Regions from separate parts of the Homo sapiens genome. Here region 2 is linked to region 1. Evidence: chromatin contacts called from ENCODE Hi-C or POLR2A ChIA-PET data. All regions are on one chromosome and are shown on one strand. Each heading gives the region's core, a stretch centred on a gene start or an enhancer-like site at or near the end of the contact. The rest is flanking DNA. Distances are from core to core; before and after follow the strand shown. Region 1 overlaps LOC105371082 (a long non-coding RNA gene). Region 2 overlaps TVP23A (trans-golgi network vesicle protein 23 homolog A).

Region 1 (5,961 bases), core at 1,531-4,030:
CTTGATCTGACTTATGGCTTCCCCTTTTCAAGCCTCTGGTTGCAGGGTGTAGAGGGGATGTAGGTGAAGGCAGGACACCCGGCCCCCAGCTGGCCGCAGGCCCCACCATCCCTGGCATCTGCGGCATGAAGCCACCCATGGGAGTCTGAGGGAAGTCACATTACTGGGACTGGCCAGGGTAGAGCTGCCCTGGGAAATGTGGGTTCACTTTCATTCTACTGAAGGTGAAAATCAGATCACGCCTCTCCTCTGTCTCTCTGAAAACCCTCCAAAGAGTCCCTGTTGCATTTCAAGCGAAACATGAGTCTCTACCCAGTATCTCAGATGTCACCAGGGCCCTGCTGGCCAGAAAGACTTGGGAAGGAACCACCCATGGTGTATCCACTGTGTCACTCTTGGCTTCGAGTCCCTTCCTGTAAAAGCTGAGTAGGAAGTCCTTGCAGGGGGCAGGGATGATTGCGTGCTTGTGGCCGTTCCTCTGTCCAGTGGGTAGACACTGGGAGGCTCTGGAGACTTGGCCATGAAGGAGACAGCCCTCCCGGTGGGCCAGAGCCTTTTCCCTTTCCATATAGCCATATGCGATAGTAAAGAGCGGTTGCTTCTCCAGGCTTTAAAAAATTTTTTATTTTATATTTTATTTTTTGAGACAGGGTCTTGCTGTGTTGCCCAGGTGGAGTGCAGTGGTGCAATCACCACTTACTGCAGCTTCAACCTCTCAGGCTCAAGTGATCCTCCCACCTCAGCCTCCAGAGTAGCTGGGACCACAGGTGTGCACCACCACACCTGGCTAATTTTTTAATTTTTTCTAGAAACAGGGTTTCCCTGTGTTGCCCAGGCTGGTCTCGAATTCCTGAGCTCAAGTAATCCTCCCACCTCAGCCTCCCAAAGTGCTGGGATTACAGGCGTGGGCCCCCGTGCCCAGTCCCTCATGCCATTTCTGTGCCACTAGGAAGTAACACTGGCTAACCAGGTTGACATTTCTCTTGTTCCCAGAGTGAAACGAATGAGTGCTTCTTCTTTAATCCTGCAACTACCCCACATGGTCAGCACTTATATTTTCACTCTTACTTGGCAGATGAAGAAATTGAGTCCTGTTAAGGAACGTGCTTAGGATCACATGCTAGGAGGTGGTCGTGCTGGAATTCAAATCCAGGCAGGTGCTAGCTTGAGAGCCACTGCTCTATAAAGCCCTTCTCAGGCCTCCACTCAGGCCAAGGGAGGAGGAAGGGCCCTCAGGCAGGAGCAGCGTGAGCAAAGGTCTGGAGCTGGGACTGAGCATGGCATGTCAGGAGAGAGAGACAAGAGCTCTGTGGCCATGGGGAGCAGCGTGAGGTCAAAATGGAGAGGCAAGAGGAGGGAGGGGTGTGGAGGTCCCTGAATGCCAGCATGAACGCTCCGGGCCTTCTGTGGGGTGGGCGGCACGGGAGAAAGGGAGTCTAGCCAGCTCCGGCTGGGTGCCCTGGCTCAAACCATCCTTGCCTCAGGCAAGGACACCTGCATGGACCCAGTCGCTCAAGTCCCAAACCAAGTCCATCCTTGAGTTCTGTCTTTGTCTCCCCTCATCGGGCCGTGGGGAGTAGAGTGAAACCGCAGCTGCAGCCTCCTGGCTAGTCTCTCCACTCCTCTGCCCCCACAGCCCAGTCTCCACGCGGCGGCCAGGGGCGTCTACTGAAAACGAAAATCAGGTCATGTCTCTCTCTTTCTCTTTCTCTCTCTCTTTTTTTTTTTTTGAGATGGAATCTCCCTCTGTTGCGCAGGCTGGAGTGCAACCACCTCCCGGGCTCAAGTGATTCTCCTGCCCCAGCCTCTCAAGTAGATGGGTTTATAGGCCACCCACTACCACGCCCGGCTAATTTTTGTATTTTTGGTAGAGACGGGGTTTTGACATGTTGGCCAGGCTGGTTTCCTGACCTCAAGTGATCCTCCCACTTTGGCATCCTAAAGTGCTGAGATTACAGATGTGAGCCACTGTGCCCAGCCTCCTCTCTCTGTCTCTCCCCACCCCTCCCCTCAAAAATGCGCATTCCTGGTACATTTAAAGCAAAATCCAAATTCCTTTAAGTGGCCTGTGAGTCTCTACCTGATCTTGCCTCACCGACCTCTTGACTGCATCACTGACTGCTCCCCCATCACTGCGCACCCATACTGGCCTTTCTGTTCCTCATACACACAGGGTCGCTCCCGCTGCAGGGCCTTAGCATTCGCCATTCCCTCTGGTGGGAGTGGCCCTTCCCCAGCCCACCAGCCCCTTCTGTCATTCAGGTCTCAGCTGAGGGAGCCTGTGCAGATAAGCCCCTCTCCCCACCCCTCCTGGTTTATTTTCTTCATCTGCATGTGCTTAGCACCCGAAATTGTCTCTTGCTCTCTCCCCATCCTTCACCAGATTATAAACTCCATAAAAGCAGGGTCTTTTGTTGGTTTTGTTCACCGCTGCATCCCAGGCATTCAGTGAGCACTTGTTGAGTGAAGAAATCAGACTCAGTCTTCCCCTCTGTAAAATGGGACCACATCAAACCTCCTGGCAGGGTAGTGGTGTGGCTCAGAGGTAACGTTTGTACACAGTTGGACTTCTTCCCTACTGGCCCAAGGACTTACCTGGCCACCCCTCCTGGAACCCAGCCTCCTCCAGCTCCCCCAAGCCCTCTGCCTTGGGAGCGGACACCTTAGCAGAAGGGCCGTCCTCCAGACCCTTTGCAGCCAGGCCTCTCTGCTCACAGATCCCTGAGGACATCCGGAGGTTGGTGCCCAGAGCCTAGCCCCAGGCTCATGCAAATTCTGTCTTCCAGTTCAGCAGCTGTGGCCTCCTTCACTCGGCCTTTTAAAAGAAATTCTTGGGCTGACTCACACTTCCTTTGTCTCCAGCTGGGTTCACTCAAGTGTCGCTGTTTTGCAAGGCTGAGGTTTGAGTCCCTCAGAAGCAATCTCTGATGCAGGGGCGCTGTGTGCTTCATTGAACTTCGAATGAAGGTCAGGCCCCCCAGAAAACCTCATACCAGGACAGTTGGGAAACTACCCCTCACTGGTGGTCAGGGCATTCTGGGTTGGAGAAACTGCTTTGGGGCTTTGGCAGGTGTTCATTTTGTCCATCCCCCTGCCTCCCACCTAACCCCATCCCAAACTCACTCAAAAAAATGCCCCTACTGCCCTGGGGGGTGCATTTCAACGTCTCATGTACCCCGCTTTTCCTTCCTTCCCTGTGAAATCAGGCGTTTGGATTCAGCGCACTGCTCAGAAGGTTTGTTTCTTTCTGTGCAAACACGTGGAGTGATGCTCTGTCTCGATTTTCTAGAACACTTCCACTTTCACAGAATTGCGGTTATTTTGAGAAAAAGGGTCTGTTACAGGTACAACAATATACTGGTACTGGTCTGCATTTCTTGTTTCTGTCCCTGGAAGAGTTTTTATGTAAATAAAGTCACACTGCTCCAGGGGAAAGGAATTCCTGAGGAATTCCCTGGAGAGAAAGGGATGAGTGATATTTAACCCATTTTCTCCCGTCTCCAGTAGAAAGAACTGGAGCTTTGGAGGCAGGCTGATTTCAGGGTCAACCTCTTCCTGGCTGTGAGGCATTGAGTAAGTTACTTAACCTCTCAAAGGGCCTGAATTTCTTGGGGGTAGATTTAGGGCACAGTTATCCCTGGATACTATTTTTGAGGGGGGAGTCGAACCTTTTTTATTTACTTATTTTTTTTAGAGACAGGGTCTTGCTCTGTCATCCAAGCTGCAGTGCAGTGGCATGATCACAGCTCACTGCAGCCTCGACTTCCTAGGCTCAAGTGATCCTACCACCTCAGCCTCCCAAGTAGCTGGGACTACAGGCACACAACACCATGCCCAGCTAATTTTTTAATTTTTTGTAGAGACGGGGGTCTCCCTGTTACCCAGCCTGGTCTTGAACTCCTGGGCTCAAGCGATCCTCCCGCTTTGGCCTCCCAAAATGTTGGGATTATAGGCGTGAGCCTGGCCTGGAACCTATTTTTAATAAATGGAAGTGAAATTCACGTAACATAAAATTAACTAATTTGAAATGAACAATTCAGTGGTGCTTAGTACATTTACAGCGTTGTGCAACTACCACCTCTCTTTAGTTGGAAAACATTTTCATCATTCCCAAAGGAAACTCTGTATCCATTAAGCAGTCATTCTCTACTCCCTCTTCTCCTTGGTAGTTAACTTAGGTACTACTGGGCTTTCTTGACTGAAGTCCCTGAAGAAGAAACAAATATTTTCCAGCTGGGCCACCACCTGTGACAAGTTGTCATTTGCACGGGGCTGGGATTCTGTTCTGGGTATGTATGTGCCATTCTATATATATGTGTGTGTGTATATATATATATATATATATATTTTTTTTTTTTTTTTTTTTTAATGCAGAGACTCACTCTGTTGACCGGGCTGGAGTGTAGTGGCATGATCTCAGCTCATTGCTACCTCCGCCTCCCAGGTTCAAGCGATTCTCCCACCTTAGCCTCCTAAGTAGCTGGGACTACATGTGTCCACCACCATGCCTGGCTAAGTTTTGTATTTTTTGGAAGAGACAGGGTTTTGCCATGTTGGCCAGGCTAATCTCGAACTCTTGACCTCAAGTGATCCACCCACCTCAGCCTCCCAAAGTGCTGGGGTTACAGGTGTGAGCCACTGCGCCCAGCCCCCCATTCTCTAAATTTTGACACAGCTGAGAGTCATCTAACCACCACCACAACCAGTACACAAAATAATTTCATCCCTCCAAAAAATTCCCACTTGCTACCCTTTTGTCATCATCCCCTCCCCTGCTCCCAGCCCCTGACAATCACTGGTCTGTTTTCTGTCCCTAGAGTTGTAGCTATGCCCAAATGTCAGATGAATGGAATCCTGTAGATGTGTACTTTTGGGTCTGGCTTCTTTTGCCCAACACCAAGTATTTGAGATTCATCCAAGTTGCTGGTTGTATCGGTAGTCCACACCTTTTCACTGCTGAGTAGTAGTTTATGGTGTGGATGTACCACAGCTTGTTAAATTCCTCTGTTAAATTGGGTTGTCTCCAGTTTGGGGTGATGATGAATAGACTGCCCTCAACATCTATGTATAGGTTTTTGTGTGAATGTAAGTTTTCTTTTCTTTTTGACATAGGGTCTTGCTGTGTTGCCCAGGCTGGAGTGCAGTAGTGTGATCATAGCTCACTGCCCCCTTGACCTCAGGGGTTAAGTGATCCTCCCACCTCGACCTCCCAAAGTTCTAGGACTACAGGCGTGAGATGCCACACTCAGCCTTGAATCTAAGTTTTTATTTCTCTAGGTTAGACACCCAGAAGTGGAAACGCTGGGTTGTATGGTGAGCGGATGTGATTCTGCTCTGTTTGACCTGGGTAAGTTAAATCTCTGTAGACCTCAATCTCCCACTTCTGTAAAATGGGTATAAGAACAGTGCCAACTCCATTGGGTTATTGTGAGGATGAATGAGACACATAAGGCACAGAGTAAGTGCTCAATAAATGTTGCCTTTTGTTTTTGGGTTGGAATTTTTTTTTCTTTTTCTTTTTTTTTTTTTTTTTGAGACGGAGTCTCGCTCTGTCGCCCAGGCTGGAGTACAGTGGCGCAATCTCGGCTCACTGCAAACTCCGCCTCCCAGGTTCACACTATTCTCCTGCCTCAGCCTCCCGAGTAGCTGGGACTCCAGGCGCCCACCACCATGCCCGGCTATTTTTTTTGTATTTTTAGTAGGGACGGGGTTTCACCGTGTTAGCCAGGATGGTCTCGATCTCCTGACTTCGTGATCCGCCCGTCTCGGCCTCCCAAAGTGCTGGGATTACAGGCGTGAGCCACCGTGCCTGGCTGGATTGGATTTTGTTTCATCCATATCTTTGGCCATGTTTTTACCTGCAGCATGGGGGCCATTGGCCAGTGCTGTTGAAAGAGGTGGGGTATGAGGATTTCCTTGAACCCCCTTTTTAGGGCCAGAGGTTGGACTCCTGGGGAATTC
Region 2 (5,961 bases), core at 2,095-4,594, 560 kb before region 1:
CCACCTGATTATTTAGCCACGCTGAAATGCTGGCTGGGGACCCTGCTGGAAGGAAGGTCCCTGAGACCCCACTGGTCTTTTCTACTTTGTTCTTCATTACGAGTGAAGCGGGCTCAAGATCTTCCCATTGTCACCAGCACGGAAAGAGCCCCAAGATCTTGTGGCCATTCTGTTTTCCTCTTGGACTGAATTGTCTTCCGTTTGTTTCTTTTTTAAGGTAAGAATTGTGACAAAGGCCAGTCTTTTTTCATTGACGCCCCAGATTCCCCAGCCACGTTAGCCTACAGAAGTATAATTCAGAGTAAGTATTTCCATGAGTACTAAATGCAGATGCCTGTGGGGCAGGAAGCAACATAAAGGAGCCAGGGGTGTGGAAGGACAGGTGGGTGGTGGGGTCTGTGATGACCACAGAGTGGCCCCCATAGCCGAGGAAGCCAGGAGTCCATGAGAAATCTCTCAATGTGTGAGTATTGTGAATTAATTCATAGTTTAAAAAACATGGTGAGGGTGAAATTTATGGCTTAGGAAATACATCCCAATAAAGGGATAAAGTAATTCATTTTTAAAAGTAACTGATAAAAAAAAAAAAGGCCAGGTGCAGTGGCTCACACCTGGAATCCCAGCACTTTGGGTGAAGGAGGCAGGCAGATCACTTGAGGCTGGTCAGGAGTTCAAGACCAGCCTGGCTAACATGGAGAAACACTGTCTCTACTAAAAATATGAAAATTAGCCGGGTGTGGTGGCGCATGCCTGTAGTCCCAGCTACTCAGGAGGCTGAGGCAGGAGAATCGCTTGAACCTGGGAGGCGGAGGCTGCAGTAAGGCGAGATCGCGCCACTGCACTCCAGCCTGGGCAACAGCGTGAGACCGTGTCTCAAAAAAATAAAAAATAAAAATAAAAACTTTGTTGAGCCAGACCAAACCCACGTGCAGGCCACATTCAGCCAGTGGCAGCCATCAGAGGCCCCAGAGTTAGGGCAGAGGTGTCAGTGTTTGTTAAAGCTGTGGTCTCTGAGTTTGTGGCTGGGTTTTACTTGCCTAGAAGAATGATGTCAAGGGTAAGGAAACAGCATTCCCAGAATCCTCCATCTATAGATGGTCCGAGGAAGGCCGCAGCCACTGGTTATGAGCAAGATGGGTAGTGTGAGGTATTCCGGTCACTTTCAAAGACTCAGGGCATCACAGACACAGGTCTTTTTATGGAACTAGCCAGAGGATTCCACCCCTGTCAAAACACAGCCCTCCCCAGCACAGGACAGGGCTGTCAAGGGGTAGACAAGCCATTAGCACTCTATGCCTGTCGTCTTGTTTTCCAGGAATCCAAGAGTTTTGTAATCTCCATCAGTCAAAAGAAGAGAACCTCATCAGTTCCTGAAACGAGAGAATGTTCAGGACCAAGCAGTTACCGAGCGAGGCACTCACTGGGCAGCACATCCAGCCAGACCCGACCAGCTCCGGGATGGGGTGGGTCACAGCAAAAGGACCAGATGCTGGTGTGGTCCGAAGCCACTTTCTCAGAGACACTTTAATCATTGAGTATTTGTACACTTTTCTTTAGAACATATATAAAGGGCATTCTCTACAAATGTGCCGTTTTAAGAATAAAACCCCCTCAAATCTCTCCCCCGAGGCCTGTTTCACGTAAAAAACAAATGGGTTGTGGGATCGTGGGATTCTGCTGTGTCGGAAGCTTAGTCGATTGTAGAAACTCCCGTTTAAGCCATTTCTGCCTGTGAAGATAAGAAAGCCTAGAAAAGAACCAAAGGGGTGAGTGTGCGGCTTCACTGCAGAACACACAGGCTTGTTTTCAAACACCACAGTCCAAACGCTTTTCTTCAGATTGAGGAAAAATCTAAAAGCAACAGAGCTCAGGCTGGGCTTCGTTCTAAAATCACTGCATATGACACAGCTGGGTCAAATCAAAAAGCCCTTGAAGAGTCCTTGAATCACCCAGTAAGACAGAATGTGGGGTCTGTGTAAATTCCCTGTGTAGTAATATGTGCACAGTATATCCAGTAATGTCCAGTGTCATGCAAACCAACTTTCAGGTTTTTTAATTATATAAAAAAGAGGGACAGATGTAAACTCTACGATCATCCTCTTTGCCATGAGGTGCTTGCTCTGTTTGAGACACACAGGATCTGAGACCACGTGGGAGAAGAGTAAATTCCTGTTTTCCCTCCACTCTGGGGCATAAAAGTGGGTGGGTGGGAAACAAGAACAAATCCCCTTGTTCTTTCCCTCCCTTGTCTCTTCCCTCCCCGCCCTTCCCTAGGACCATACATATGATCAGATTTGCACATGTTCAGTGTGAGGAAGGTGTGACCTCGCCCCCCGACCCCCAGCTCCTCACGCCAAGAGCAATGAGGCTGCAAAGCCCAGGGCAGGCCCATTGCCCAGTCTGCTTCCTGCCTGGTCACATGCCTGGCCACCCCAGGGAACAGGGGAAGCCCACCCAGACCCCGGGCCCCTGTGCCCCAAGAGCTGCATTTTTCAGAATTCCCCAGTTCCTCCACACGGGTGCCATGATCCATTTCTCACCTAATGCTGGTGAATCTCCAGCCCCTCGAGGCCAGGCTTCTGAAAGTCACCTGGGCAGGCCTGCAAGGGGAAAAGTCAACCATGGTTTTCTGTCCTTACACGCGAGTGGGGCGATCCTGCTGATGGAAGGCCAGAGAAAACCCACAAAGTACAGAAAACCTGCGGAATTGGTTGCTTGATGTCTTGGCATAAAGCAGTGCTGTTCAAATTTAGGACGGTTCTACCCATTTCAGGATGAACCTGGTCAAATTTCAAAGACTTCTGTCTCTCACTTTTAGAAATATCTATTAAGTTAAAAAAAAAAAACAAAACAAAAACAAGCTGGGCACGGTAGCTCCCGCCTGTAATCCTAGCACTTTGGGAGGCCAAGGCTGGTAGATCACTTGAGGCAAGGAGTTCGAGACCAGCCTGGTCAACATGGAGAGACCCCGTCTACTATAAATACAAAAATTAGCCAGGCATGGTGTTATGCACCTGTAATCCCAGCTACTTGGGAGGCTGAGGCAGGAGAATCACTTGAACCCGGAGCCGGAGGTTGCAGTGAGCCAACACATGCCATTGCACTCCAGCCTGGGAGCAGAGTGAGACTCCCATCTCAAAAAAAAAAAAAAAAAAAAAAAAAAAATTGAAAAACCGTTTGTGACTCTTTCCTTAATTCTATACTTTTAAAAATCACTGAAAACTAACAATGGCAGTCACAAAAGGACAAAAACTATAATTGCACTTATAGGAGGTCCCTAGGGCTGTCAAACCAATAGATACAGAAAGCAGAATGCTGGTTGCTAGGGCTAGGAGGCGAGGAGGAGGGGGAGTTAGTGTTTTGTGGGTACTGAGCTTAAGTTTTGCAAGATGAAAGCAGTTCTGGAGCTGGGTGGGGTGAAGGTTGCACAATAAAGTGGTTATACTTAATGCCACAGAACTATACATTTTAAAATGGTTACAATGGTACATTTTATGTAAATCTTACAATTAAAAAACAAAACTGCCAGGCACAGTGGCTCACTCATGGCTGTAATCCCAGCACTTTGGGAGGCCAAGGCAGGCGGGCTGCTTGAGCTCAGGAGTTCTAGAGCAGCCTGGGCAACATGGCAAAACTTCGTCTCTACAAAAAAAAAAGGCCAGGCATGGTGGTACACACCTGTAGTCCCAACTGTGCCAGAGGCTGAGGTGGGAGGATCGCTTGAGCCCAAGAGATGGAGGTTGCAATAGGCCGCGATCACACCATTGCACTCTAGCCTGGGTGACAGAGCGAGATCCTGTCTCCCAAAAAATATATAAACAATAAAACATTGGCAGCCTGGCGGATATGTTACATTACAAACCGCAGTTGCCAGCAGGCCACCTTGACTTTGACTACCTGGAGAGGAGTGGTCCAAGAGTCAGACCTCAGTTACTCACCGTCTGGAACACTGTCTGGGACAGGAAACTGGCTGTGACCTTGCCAATGTCACTGTTGCCTCCCATCTTACAAAGGATGTAGCCATACAGGTTTGCAGCTTGGAGAGAGATCCCAGCAACCACCAGAGCCTGCACTCAGACAAAGAAAGCAAAGGTCACTTTTTTTTGAGACAGAGTTTCGCTCTGTCGCCCAGGCTGGGGTGCAGAGGCACGATCTCAGCTCACTGCAAGTTCCGCCTCCCGGGTTCACACCATTCTCCTGCCTCAGCCTCCCGAGTAGCTGGGACTACAGGCGTCCGCCACCAGGCCTGGCTAATTTTTTTGTATTTTTAGTAGAGACACTGTTTCACCATGTTAGCCAGGATGGTCTCCATCTGACGCAAAGGTCACTTTCTAAGAGCATTTACAGAAATGCACCTCTCAAGCCACGTAGAAATGCTCTAGCCTGCACCTAAGAATAGTAACAGCCAACATTTACTGAGCATTTGCAAATACCCACGGACACCTCAGAATCATTACAACTGGAGAGGTTGCCACCATCATCATCCCATTTTACAAAGAGGAAACTGAGGCTCAGGAAGACGAAAGCTGCCCAAGGTCACAGAGCTGGAGCGTGGTCGAGCCGGGATCCAAATTCCAGGGCCCGCACTTTCATTAAATGACACTGTTGTTTTACTATCTACAAATATTTTGTTTTCTCTATTTATTGATTTTTTTTAAGACGGAGCCTCACTCTGTCACCCAGGCTGAAGTGCTGTGGCACGATCTTGGCTCACTGCAACCTCCGCCTCCTGGGTTCAAGCGATTCTCCTGCCTCAGCCTCCCAAGTAGCTGAGATTACAGGCGTGTGCCACTACGCCCAGCTAATTTTGGTATCTATAGTACAGACAGGGTTTTGCCATGTTGGCCAGGCTGGTCTCAAACTCCTGACCTCAGGTGATTCACCTGCCACAGCCTCCCAAAGTGCTGGGATTACAGATGTGAGGTACTGTGCCAGCCTGTGTGAGTCCATTTATATGAAATGCCCAGAATAGGCAAATCCACAGAAACAGAAAAATTAATAGGTGCCAGGGCTTGGAGGAACAGAAGCACAGGGAAGCAATGTCAAAAGGGCGCAAGGCTTCTTCCGGTGATGAAAATTTCCTAACATTGATGGTGGTTTTGGCTGTACAACTCTGTGACTGCACTAGAAGCCACTGAATTCCACACTTAGTATTTATTTTATTTTTTGGAGACAAGGTCTCACTCTAGCACCCAGGCTGGAGTGCAGTGGCACAATCTTGGCTCACTGCAACCTTTGCTTCCCGGGCTCAAGCGTGCACACCATCATGCCTGGCTAATTTTTGCATTTTTTGCAGAGATGGGGTTTTGCTATGTTGCCCAGGCTGGTCTCGAACTCCTGAGCTCAAGCAATCCTTCCACCTTGGCCTCCCAAAGGCCTGGGATTATAGGCGTAAGCCACCATGCCAAGCCCCTAATTGTATACTTTAAATGGGTAAATTGTATGGAATGTGTATTATATCTCAATAAACTTGTTATAATTGATCAATCAATCAATAACAAATAACAACAAAAGCCTAGTGGTGCAAACACTTTTTTTGCAGAGACATCAAAGCAATGTGGAAGTCAAGATCTGGCCTTACCAGCCACTTTAGCTTCAAGGAAAATAAGGTGCTAAAAAAAAACACAATCCATATCATGGGGCAGATTATGAGGCCCAGCCAGAAGATTCGTGCTTCAGCTTCTGTGGCAGCAATGCTATTCGGAGAGACCTGTTAAAGGAAAGTAATTCAAATGTCAAAACAAGTGGAAATGGTTGCAAACGAGCGTGCTCACATTTTCATTTATTTTATTTTGCAGATGCTTTTGTTGCTGTGGGATTTTTTGTTGTTGGTGTTGTTTTGTTTTGTTTTGTTTTTGAGACAAAGTCTCATTGTGTCACCCAGGCTGGAGTGCAGTGGCGTGATCTTGGCTCACTGGAACCTCCGCCTCCTGGGTTCAAGTGATTCTCCTGCCTCAGCCT

Evidence for each region. A loop is a pair of places that touch in the nucleus more often than their neighbours do. ChIA-PET counts read pairs that join two places held with the same protein, here RNA polymerase II (POLR2A). Pooled maps may share reads with other maps.
Region 2: a map with no recorded cell type shows a loop between it and region 1 (2.0-fold over the local background). The contact joins two enhancer-like sites. A Hi-C loop is called at or near these places in 2 of 37 single-sample maps with no recorded cell type and 3 of 50 pooled maps. POLR2A ChIA-PET finds 5 or more read pairs at or near these places in 1 of 52 experiments (B cell).

Annotation. Positions count from the first base shown.
Region 1 is chr16:11,325,876-11,331,836 of GRCh38, forward strand. The region is part of intron 1 of LOC105371082 (a long non-coding RNA gene); the gene reads left to right. Among named protein-coding and RNA genes, the nearest start is that of RMI2, 17 kb to the right of the region's middle. RefSeq lists enhancers at 1-33, 1,621-1,690, 1,751-1,810, 2,701-2,750, 2,809-3,588 and 1 more. Within about 2 kb of position 2,781, at least 20 of the 41 ENCODE cell types and tissues checked have a DNase peak (open chromatin) inside an H3K27ac peak, as active enhancers do.
Region 2 is chr16:10,767,732-10,773,692 of GRCh38, forward strand. It overlaps TVP23A (trans-golgi network vesicle protein 23 homolog A), which reads right to left. Exons shown (of 8, transcript NM_001079512.4): 5 at 5,582-5,710; 6 at 3,939-4,067; 7 at 2,541-2,600; 8 at 1-1,370. The coding sequence ends at 2,541. It overlaps NUBP1 (NUBP iron-sulfur cluster assembly factor 1, cytosolic), which reads left to right. Exons shown (of 11, transcript NM_002484.4): 10 at 218-301; 11 at 1,316-1,620. The coding sequence ends at 1,374. Among named protein-coding and RNA genes, the nearest start is that of NUBP1, 27 kb to the left of the region's middle. Within about 2 kb of position 3,345, at least 3 of the 41 ENCODE cell types and tissues checked have a DNase peak (open chromatin) inside an H3K27ac peak, as active enhancers do.